Linked DNA regions of Homo sapiens: region 2 is linked to region 1. Evidence: read pairs that join two places in POLR2A ChIA-PET (ENCODE). Cell type or tissue: IMR-90. All regions are shown on one strand. Region 1 overlaps MICAL2 (microtubule associated monooxygenase, calponin and LIM domain containing 2). Region 2 overlaps TEAD1 (TEA domain transcription factor 1).

Region 1 (2,500 bases):
ACAGATTGCTCAAAGGAACTGTCAGCTCAGCTGCCTTGTGCTCAGAATCTCTCTAGTTAGCCAGGCCTCCTGAATCATCTGCCTTGTAAGTTTGCATAGCAGGAGGGGAGGAAGCAAGGCTTCATGTAGCCTAGTGAGTTAGGAAAAGGCCGATGGCCCAAGGAGGGTGTCCCCATCTGCCCTCTCCAAGATTCTTCCTGTTCAAATGAGGTGTTTGTAGAAGACCTAGAATAGCAGTTAGCTTTCATTCAGCAAGGCTGACTGGATGGGTGGGGGGATGGATAGGTGGGTGGGTGGGTGGGTGGGTGGGTGGGTGGGGGGATGGATGGGTGGGTGTGTGGATGAATGGGTGGGTGGCTGGATGGATGGATGGGTGGGGGGATGGGTGGGTGGCAGGATGGATGGTTGGATGGGTGGGTAAGTAGATGGGTGGATGAATGGGTGGAGTCATGACTGCACTCTTCTAGATGCTGGAGGTAAAGCAGTAAGCACTCAATAAGCACTGCTGGGATAAAAACCATTACTGTTGTTCAGTGCTAGAGGGAATTGTGAAGACGTATACACATTGGCCATTCCATCATGCCTTCCCACAAAGAAGATAAGCTTCTCTCCTTATATCCTTTCATCTTGATCCAAGCCACTCGTGCTTCCTTCCCATCCCCATGACAGGATCTACCCATCTCAAAGCCGTCACTTGCTGTATTGCCTGGGGCTGGAAACTGAGCTTCCTAGCAAGTCTCTGATGTGTGTTAGGTGTTACTGTTACCATTTCATGGATGAGCAGACTGTGGCTGGAGGAGACCAGGTACCTAAAGGGGAGGAGAATTTCAGTGTTTAATTCTTAGTTCTCTGTTCAGCCCTAGTTCTTAGTGTTCTTTGTACGGTACTCCGCACTGCTCAGCTCTCCCAGCAGAGGCAATAAAGACGTCCAAACCCATATACAGTGTGTAAAAAAGAAGATCCAGGATCTCTGGAGGCCTGGAGGAAGCCAAAGTGACCCTTTTGTACTCTGTCATGCTTCCTATAAACTGCTTCAAATTGAATCCCAACGCCAGCCTGCGATCATGTTTTCAAAATACTGCCGAGGCTTTGAAACTCTCTTTGCTACATATGATGTGCTTCCCAGGCACATAGCAGGTGCTCAGCAAAGGAGTCATGGAACTAGAGGGTTGGCCCAGTAGCTCTGATGGAGCCCCAGCTCTGGGCACTGGCGAGCATTTCCTCTCCACTTAGGCAGGGAGATGACAGCCCTCTTGCCAGCTGCAGGGGGAGGTCTTCCGTTACAGGATTAACTGGCGCCTGCACTTTTGCTGGAAACTTGTGGGAAGTGGCTGAGAGCTCTCCAGTGCTTAAGAAGTGGGTTTTGGAAAACAAACAAGATCTTGCCTACGCAGGAATAGGAATGAAGCAAAGGTTAGACATGGCTTGGGGGAGTTTTTTTCTTTTTTTTTCTTTTTTTGGTTTGACTGAATAACAGGCTAGAAGGAACTCTCAAAGTTCAAAGTGGGCCTTAGACCCTTTAAAAGTAGGTCCATAAACTTGTGTAGAGGACAGTGAGTTCTCTGTTTAGAGTAAATTTAATGACAACTATCATTTGTAAAAGGCATCATAATTTACAAAGCCCTTTCCACATGCACTGTATGTGTATATAAATACTATATGTGACCTTCCCCTTTAAGATTATTTATCCCACGATTTGAGGGCGCCTAGACAATTTTTAAAAAAAGATTTTTTTTTTAAAGATGCATGGTCTCTTCATTTTGCCTGTAGTATAGTGGAAATAACACAGGCAGGCTTCCAGTCTCTGGGCCTCAGTTTACCCAGCTGCAAAACAAGGACAATAGGAGAGATGGACCCAGGGAAGGTTTGCCTCTTACGGGCTCAAGAGCCTACTGGGAGTGCAGAGAGTGGGAGCTGAGTTGACTCTGAACATATTGGGCCATTCAAGGGTGCCCAGCACAGGTGGTGGGGACCCCAGACATCAGCGGCAGGGAGGTCCCCTTCAGATGCTGCCAGCTCAGAGGATACAGAGCTGTCTCTTCCTGAAGCCAGATGGGGAGGCTGAGGCCCACGGGCCCATGAGCAGCTGGGCTGTGTACCCATCTGCCCTCCTACACCTGGTTCTCAAGGTGATCTGCCTGTGTCCCTGTCCCCGACTGTGCTAATTCTTGAGTGTAGTCCCTGAGTGGTGAATAGGATTTCCCTCCATGAATTAGAGCAGCGGTGTGCTTTCTGCCTGAGGCTCCAGCGAGGACTCTGATCCTGTGTCCCCTCTGCTCTCTCCCCGTGTGGGGCTCTGCCTCTTCCTCTTCCTTTGTGTCCTCCTCTGTCCTCTTCCTGCCCTCATTCATCTTTTCTTTCTCTTCTTCCCTCCTCTGTAATCCCATGGAGCTGACTGGTTTTTAACTGTATTTTATGTTTCTTGTTCCTTACATCAAACATGAATTCATTAAATGGTTTCATAGTCAAGGGAGAACATCTCTAAGATTGCTTTATTTGT
Region 2 (2,500 bases), 600 kb after region 1:
ATCCCATGCCGTGGTTATATTTTATATAGCAACTCTACTTAGTAAGGACTGGCCTGATTTTGCTTACCTCTGGGGCATGGTTTCACAGTGCCTCTTTCATTCAGTAGATGCTTATTGAGTGCCAAGGATATGTCAGATGCCACTCTAGGCACTGGGGATATTGCAGTGAGCAACAACAGACAAGAGTTGGTGAACTCATGGAGCTTACATTCTAGTGGGGGCGATAGACAATAAGGAAGATATGTAAGTATGTTAGGTGGTGGAAGTGATAAAGAGGAAAATAAAGCAGGGAAGGAAGATAGGGAGGATTCAAACCTGAAGAAGATGAGGGATTGAGGGGATAAGCCAGACAGACATTTGCAGAAGAGTCTTCTAGGCAGAGAGCACCACAGACATCAAAGCTCGGGCATGCCTCATGTGTTTGAGGACTGGTGGGCCTCCGTGGCTTGAGTGGAGTCAGCAGGGAAGAGGATCCAGCATGGAGGTCAGAGCTCAGATCTTGCAAAGCCTCATAGCCCTCTGTAAGGATATGGGCTTTCACTCTGAGCGGGAGTGTGATCTGATTAGGTTTTGAAAGGATCACCGGCTGCTGGGTAGTGAAAGACTGAAAGCAAGCCTGGGCCCAGGTCTCTCACCGTATCCTCAGGGGTGGGCCATGGGATTTGAGACCTGCATGCCATTTGGAATAAAAGGGCATGCCACCTGGACACAGCATCACCTTGCAGGATCTTTGATTTCTTTTTGCCTTTTTCTTCCTCATTTAAGGGATACATTCCTACTCAAAAAAGGGAAGGATATGTTGCAGTTATCTACCTCTTTTTTGCTAACCATTGTATGATGCGCCTGGTTTAAGGGACAGTTCCCTAATGGTTCCTATTAAGCTTTGGAGAAAGAGTAGTGGTGTGGTGGGTGTCACATACCTGGAGCTTTAGAGCCTTCTGAGAAGATAATTCGGTAAAAATACATCATTTTTTGATTGGTGTTGAAGGAAGTTGTTTTTCGTTGCACAGATTAAATTTAAATTGTTCATGAGAGCTAAAGAGCTTGAAAGCATTTCTTTGTTTTCTGATCTTTAAAAGTAGAGAAGAGTGAGCTGGCTATATAATATAGAACTTTCTCGGCTTTACTTTACCAAAGCAGTCTGATTTAAAAACTTAAAGCCAACATATTTCACATTTATAGTTTAAGATTATAAAAACTAAATATGCATTTAATTTCATAAATTTATGTACTTAATTTCATAAAATTATGTTTTTTGGAGAAAAATACTGAGGCTATAAAATCTTGGCTTGTAAGTAAATAAAATTATTTTAAATGTCAGCCAGTTTTGATGATGAGAGCTATAATTCTAATGAGTGGCAAATATTTTCTAGATATCTTTGAAATGATACTCTGGTTTCTCTTCAGACTGTATAAATCTTTCACTTTTTTTTTTTTTTTTTGAGATGGAGTTTTGCTCTTGTCGCTCAGGCTGGAGTGCAATGACTCAGTCTCAGCTCACTGCAACCTCCGCCTCCAGAGTTCGGGTGATTTTCCTGCTTCAGCTTCCTGAGTAGCTGGGACCACCACAGGCACTCGCCACCATGCCCAGCTAATTTTGTCTTTTTTTTTTTTTTTTGGACGGAGTCTCGTTCTGTTACTCAGGCTGGAGTGCAGTGGCGCGACCTTGGCTCACTGCAACCTCCGCCTCCTGGGTTCAAGCAATTCCCCTGTCTCACCCTCTCTAGTAGCTGGGACTACAGAGCTACCGTGCCCAGCCTAATTTTGTATTTTTAGTAGTGACGGGGTTTCACCATGTTGGCCAGGCTGGTCTTGAACTCCTGACCTCAGGTGATCCGCCCGCCTCGGCCTCCCAAAGTGCTAGGATTACAGGCATGAGCCACCGTGCCTGGCCAAATCTTCCACCTTTTACTAAATATCTTTGACAAGCCTTTTGACTTAGTATACTGGTAAATTAGCTTTGGTAATATTATTAACAGATTTGTAAATTTTTGGTATATCCACAAAATTCATTTGAAAAGAAGCAAAAATGAAACCTTTAAAAAAGTATAATGTACACATTCCAAATATGAAAATGTACTACTTCACCAGAGTTGTGAAGCATGTAAGACGTGGTCCATATTTAAGAACAAAGCAGACTTTTTAAAGGGACTGTCTTGTACAACATCACGCCCTTGGGCACTGAGAATATGGAATTACAGGGGTGATCCCTGTAAAAAATACTGAGTAAAATGCAATGTGTGCTAAAATGCATCTATATGTGTATAATTTAAAAGGCAGGCATTTCAGTTTAAAGTTATTTTTAGACTAGAGATTTTAGCTGTTTTCTTAAGCAGGGATTAAAAACCAATTTAACTGGGGGTTTGGGTTTGTTTTGTTTTAAGAGATGGGGTTTAGAGATGGGGCCTGGCTGTGTTGCCCACGCTGGTCTCAAGCCCCTGGCCTCAAGTGATCTTCCTGCCTTGGCCTCCCAAAGTGCTGGGATTATAGACCTGAGCCA

What was found. ChIA-PET counts read pairs that join two places held together with the same protein. Peaks named below come from ENCODE experiments on the same cell type or tissue, not always from the same donor. Only the 100,000 strongest peaks of a DNase experiment are listed, where the experiment ranks them.
Region 2: POLR2A ChIA-PET joins it to region 1 with 7 read pairs; 1 of 35 experiments calls an interaction of 5 or more read pairs at or near these places.

Annotation. Positions count from the first base shown.
Region 1 is chr11:12,184,820-12,187,319 of GRCh38, forward strand. All of the region lies in intron 3 of MICAL2 (microtubule associated monooxygenase, calponin and LIM domain containing 2), which reads left to right. Among named protein-coding and RNA genes, the nearest start is that of MIR6124, 22 kb to the left of the region's middle. In IMR-90, no CTCF peak of the experiment used is centred here; a DNase peak (open chromatin) is centred at 1,322; H3K27ac peaks cover 1,479 bases.
Region 2 is chr11:12,786,538-12,789,037 of GRCh38, forward strand. The region is part of intron 3 of TEAD1 (TEA domain transcription factor 1); the gene reads left to right. Among named protein-coding and RNA genes, the nearest start is that of TEAD1, 110 kb to the left of the region's middle. RefSeq lists enhancers at 1,141-1,648, 1,649-2,156. In IMR-90, no CTCF peak of the experiment used is centred here; a DNase peak (open chromatin) is centred at 1,504; H3K27ac peaks cover 349 bases.